Regions from separate parts of the Homo sapiens genome. Here region 1 is linked to region 2. The links are chromatin contacts, found by Hi-C or POLR2A ChIA-PET in ENCODE. All regions are on one chromosome and are shown on one strand. Each heading gives the region's core, a stretch centred on a gene start or an enhancer-like site at or near the end of the contact. The rest is flanking DNA. Distances are from core to core; before and after follow the strand shown. Region 1 overlaps MAML2 (mastermind like transcriptional coactivator 2). Region 2 overlaps MAML2 (mastermind like transcriptional coactivator 2).

Region 1 (2,700 bases), core at 146-2,645, 35 kb before region 2:
CTGGGGTTTTTATAGGCCCAGGATGGGGTTGTGGCAGGCCCAGGTGGTCTTGGGAAATGCAACATTTGGGCAGGAAGTGCCTGTCCTCACCTAGGTCGTTGGAGTGGAGCCCTTGCCAGGGACCTGCCTTTCTCTACCCAGTACTTTGCTTCCCCCATTCCATGTCATTTAAAGGGACCACACTCTTCCCTTCCTAGCAGTCCTGTATCACTTTGTGGTTGGATTTTATACTTTAGCTTTTATATTGTAGATGGACTAGTTATAATCTACTACATGAGCTACTGGAGACCTCACATTACTTAATTCTGATTACTTTGAAGAGAGAAGTGAATAGATACAAAGAATGCTTAGGGTTATCTCATTTTGTTGTTCTTAAATGTGACATTTGTTATTGGAAAAACAATATGTTTGTTGATACATAACCTACTTCCCTTGATCATTTTAAAAATTTCAATTAACCCTTGCCCCTCACCTCTCAGAAATCTGTATCTCATAACTCTCTCTTTTCACCTGAGCTCCTAGCAGTTTACAGGCAACATGGTCATCAGTGAAATGTACATGTTGAAAGAGAGAAAATAAAAACCCTCCAAGTTAGTCTGTTAAGGTGAATACATATGCTATTGCATGACCAACTAAGATAGATAATGCCCAGACAGGTCATAAAAAAGACACAGGAAAAGGGAACATTGAATAAAATGGTGGCAGCATTAGTTGACTTTATAATTCTGTTGCCTTGTGAAACAGAATTATTTGAAAGAGGTTTCTGAAAATGTTTTTGTTGCTTGTCAAAGCATGGTGCTTTGACAACACAGAAGCTATTTTTATGTAGAAACAGTAGTGAAGGTATCTTCTGTTCACTGCACAACTAAATTATAGCAACTTATCATTGTGTTGCTTAAGGAAACAAACAGATTTCAAAGGTTTATTCTAGAAAACAGTGTTTAATCAATTTCTTATACTGTCTTTGAACATAATCTAGTAAGCAGATGTGGAGTTAACGGCTTATTATGTTCATACTCCCTATATCCATTCAGAGTCTGCCAGGCTCAGAATAAAAGTCAAGACATGTGCACATAGAGACTCTGTAGATGTTTGTAGCATTTGAAATTAAAATAGTGAGAAGGCTGCCTGGGCGTCCCTTCAGACATGGCACAGTGGAGCACAGAGACAGGAAATATGCCAGACTGCCTCTGTAGGAGGCTGCTGTGAACACGTGCAGCAAGGAACAGGGAACCGCTTAATGATTAATCACTGTCAACCTTTGTTCTCGTTAAAGACTTGATTGTTGGACAAGGCTTGTAATGAGGGACTGTTTTGGTGTCTGTTGCTATGAGATTGTGTTCACTGATCCTCAGTTGATGTAAGCCGCTGTTCTCTTTTTGCCCAAGTCGAATGAACTTGAATGAAAATGCTCTCACAGTGCCTGCTAGTGGTGCTTTCAGAGGAGGTTCTGGGCATTCTGTTTACCAAATGCTACTGCAGCTCAAAAACGGAGAACAGGTAACTAAGAGTTTGGCTCAGCTGAATTTTGGCATATGAGATTTATGAAATTTTAGCAAATGTTTTAAAAGTTTGATTCTAAAAGACGTAAATAAAAGTAGATTTTATGGTAGTAATGGAATAAAAACCCTTCAACACACCCACACACCTTTTCTTTTTAACAAGCACAGATATTCAAGAATCAAAATTTTAAATTGTTACCATTTCTCTTGACTTCTATAAATAAAATATTAAATTGTGTTTTGCAAACCAAATTCTTAAACCACCAACTCATGTGAGAGGTGGGAATATGTCTTGGCATTTTCCTAAAGGCTAAGAAAAAAAATTCCATTTATTCTGTCATTGATTACAGCTTGCAGACTTTTATATAACCATTTTTTTGTTTGCTTGTTTTTAGATTCAAGGGGTACATGTGCAGATTTGCTCCATGGTTATATTGCATGATGATGAGGTTTGGGCTTCTATTGATCCCGTCACCCAAATAGTGAACATAGTACCCAATGGGTACTTTGTCTGCCCCAGCCTCTCTCCCACCCTCCCCCTTTTGGAGTCCCCAGTGTCTGTTGTTCCCAGCTTTATGTCCATGTGTACTCAATGTTTAGCTCTCACTTATAAGTGAGAACATATGGTATTTGGTTTTTCTTTCTGTGTTCATTCACTTACAAGAATGGCCTCCAGCTGCATCCATGTTGCTACAAAAGGACGTGATTTAATTCTTTTTTATGGCTATGTAGTATTTCATGGTGTATATGTACCATATTTTCTTACTAATTCAACATTGGTAGATACCTTGGTTGGTTCCATGTCTTTGCTTTTGTAAACAGTGTTGCAATGAACATATAAGTGCAGGTGGCTTTTTGGTAGAATGACTTATTTTCCTTTAAGGTAGATACTCAGTAATAGAATTGCTGGGTCAAATGGTAGTTCTATTTTTAGTTCCTTGAGAAATCTCCAAACTGCTTTCCACAGTGGCTGAACTACAATTCCCACCAGCAGTGCATAAGCATTCCCTTTTCTCTGCAACCTCATCAACATGTATTATATTTTGACTTTTTAATAAGAGCCATTCTGACTGATGAGAAATAGTAAGCATAACCATTTTTGAATATTTTACTGCAATAAAATATCAATGGAACATTTTAAAGGAGGAAAAAAACAGTATTTTTAAACTTTAAAGAATATTTTTCTGGATTAAAGTGA
Region 2 (2,700 bases), core at 76-2,575:
ATGACTGGATGAAAGACATCAATCTTGATGAAATCTTGGGGAACAATTCCTAAAGAAGAAAGGGAAGACAATTTACAAACTCCAAGCACTAAAAGGCAGTATATTACAGAAACTCTGTAGAGGCTGAACTGTTGATGTTCAGGTGGACTACATGAAGATAACATGCTTAAAAATGGAAAGCAGAAAGTAACTGCAGTGATGAACATTTTGGTCCAAATTCTTGTTTTAAATCTTACACCTGAAAGTAAAATATTGGGATCACTTTTCCCTGTCTAAACTCCAGGATACAGTATCCAATTTATCCAAACAGAACTGTGGTGTCAATGTGTAATTAATTGTGTAAAATAGCCTTCCCAAGTTTCTTTTTCCCTGGAAAATAAAAAAGGTAATAGAACTTGTAGTTTATTTAAACCCCATGTCATGAGGAGGTACTAGTTCCAAGCAACAAACTCCTTAATTTGCTCTAATAGATAGGTATGGTTTAATCTTTCCATTGTGTCTTTTCATTTAATTTTCCTGAAGCTTGCAGGATAGATTGAAATGTTATAGGTTTGTTTGGAGTAACCAAACAGTATGCAAATTAAGAAAAAGCCAGAGAACCTAGAAAACATCCAGTGGATTACAGAATTTCTTCCCCATATTCACTCCTCACTTTTACAATTTTCCCACAATCCTCTACTTCAGTGGGATGCTGTGTCTAGTGATTAAACAAAAATATAGAGCTGTGCAATTTGATTTTGGCTTCCACAACGAATATCTGAATCCATTCCAAATGAAATTTTAGATATAACAAAGACTTGTCCTAATCATACTGAAATATTGGTGCACACCTCTCTGCATTAGATTTCACTTTTTTAAAAAACCCAGTGGACATTGCTATAAATAAGATTTATTTGGCTACAAATAACCTGGGATGTTGCTTATTATGATTGATGCCTGCTGGTTTGTTCCCAAGCTGAGTGAAATTGAACCTCGTCCTCCCTACTCATTTTGATGACTGAGGCTGGTTTATAAGAAAAGGAAGTTTGGAGAAGAAAACCGAGATTAGAAAATATCATGTTTTGGTTGGAGATAAGAACCAGGGATGGCAAGTACCAGTGTGTACAAATGTATTTCACGGAGTTTGAAGGAACGCATAATCAAGAGGGAAAACAATTTGTCCTTCATTGGACGTATTATTTGGATTTGGGTGAGCAACAAAATGGAATGTGGTCTGTTAGGAGCATTCTGTTTGTTCTTTTGTCCCTGATGTGATGAATCATTGCCACATGCTAGATGGACTCTTCATATCCAGGTTTTGTCCCTCAGGGCTGAGCACTGTATTAAAGAGTTTTTGTTGAGTCATTTAACCTTAGTGTCCACATCCAGATCAGCTGTAAAATGGGGAAGACGTGTGCTGATTTGGAATGAATGCAAAATATCACTATCATTTTCCTAATTACAGAGGAGCAAAGGTTATCTTCAGCCCTTTCAGTTCTATGCTCACATATTCAAATATCAAATGTAATTTAGCTGAAGTTATTTAATAATCAAGTCTTTCAATATCTGTTCAAAGAAAAAGAACACACTTTGAAAATTCTGCAAAGCTGTCTCCCAGTCTTTAAAATGTCTGGAAGCACTCTCCTTCTTTACAATACCAACATCACTGGCCCAGAATCTTCCCTGTGCTAGTTTGTAAATATAAATAAATTACTTGTTTTGTAAACTTTTGTAAAGAATATTTTGGTAGAAATACTTCAAACATATTCTTTGGGTTATATTTATACATATGTGAAATAAATATACTATCAAAAGGTTATATTTTATACAAAAAGTAAATTGCTACCTTTTGTATGCTAATATGCAAAGTTTTGTATAATATGATGGTTTATTTTTAGCTCTACACTTAAACCATAGGTGGTTGAGTGGGAACTTTTGAAAACTATCAAGAGGCTTGTTAGACAAATTTATATTCTGAAACCTCAATAAGAAAGCATTCCAGGTTTCAATCCTTGTTTTTTGTCCTGCTCCCAAATTCTTTTTTAAACCCATAGTTCTTGTGTCTTATTTGATTCTTCTGCTGTGCACATTGTATTGGTCCTTGTTGCATGTAGTCTACTGTGTGTTTTCCGATTTTATAAGGCAGCATTTCTCCATACAAAAAGAAAAAAAATGATGTACATATAAACGCTTTTGTTGTATGGCTCCTCCATGTTACTGTATATATCTGCCAGCACTTCCCAGTTACACTCCTGTGAGTCAGCTTATTTTTACCCTAACATAAATAGTATGTTTTGTAGTAGTTATCAAATTTAAGAGATAAAGCAATCAGAATGTTTGGATTTTCTTCTATCTTAATGTGAATTTCATAATTAATGTCTATTTATTCAGCTATTCATTAAAATACAGGATTCTTTGGGAAAACATGATGTGTAGTCTGTAGTTTGTTTGTTAGCAGCCTATTACCAAAGGTGACATAATTTTCCTGAAAGCAGAGATAATGACAATTTGATAGACATATTTAGCTAAAACCTTAAGATTTACAACTTAAGAGCTATTGGAATACAATCTGCCATTTTTAGAAATACCAGACCACTTAATTGTTGGCATTGTTTATCATCCTGACATAGAGAGGAGGTAGAAGCAATTTTTCTTTTTTGTTTTAAGTCAAAGACTAGAAAGCAGTTTAAGCAAGTAATTCGGTCTTGGCTTTGTATTAAG

The links. A loop is a pair of places that touch in the nucleus more often than their neighbours do. ChIA-PET counts read pairs that join two places held with the same protein, here RNA polymerase II (POLR2A).
Region 1: POLR2A ChIA-PET joins it to region 2 with 12 read pairs in activated CD4-positive, alpha-beta T cell. The contact joins two enhancer-like sites. A Hi-C loop is called at or near these places in 1 of 37 single-sample maps with no recorded cell type. POLR2A ChIA-PET finds 5 or more read pairs at or near these places in 3 of 52 experiments (OCI-LY7, PC-9 and activated CD4-positive, alpha-beta T cell).

The regions. Positions count from the first base shown.
Region 1 is chr11:96,010,911-96,013,610 of GRCh38, reverse strand. The region is part of intron 2 of MAML2 (mastermind like transcriptional coactivator 2); the gene reads left to right. Among named protein-coding and RNA genes, the nearest start is that of MTMR2, 88 kb to the right of the region's middle. RefSeq lists an enhancer at 971-1,574. Within about 2 kb of position 1,395, at least 17 of the 41 ENCODE cell types and tissues checked have a DNase peak (open chromatin) inside an H3K27ac peak, as active enhancers do.
Region 2 is chr11:95,976,301-95,979,000 of GRCh38, reverse strand. MAML2 (mastermind like transcriptional coactivator 2) reads left to right here. Exons shown (of 5, transcript NM_032427.4): 5 at 1-2,403. The coding sequence ends at 53. Among named protein-coding and RNA genes, the nearest start is that of MTMR2, 54 kb to the right of the region's middle. Within about 2 kb of position 1,325, at least 4 of the 41 ENCODE cell types and tissues checked have a DNase peak (open chromatin) inside an H3K27ac peak, as active enhancers do.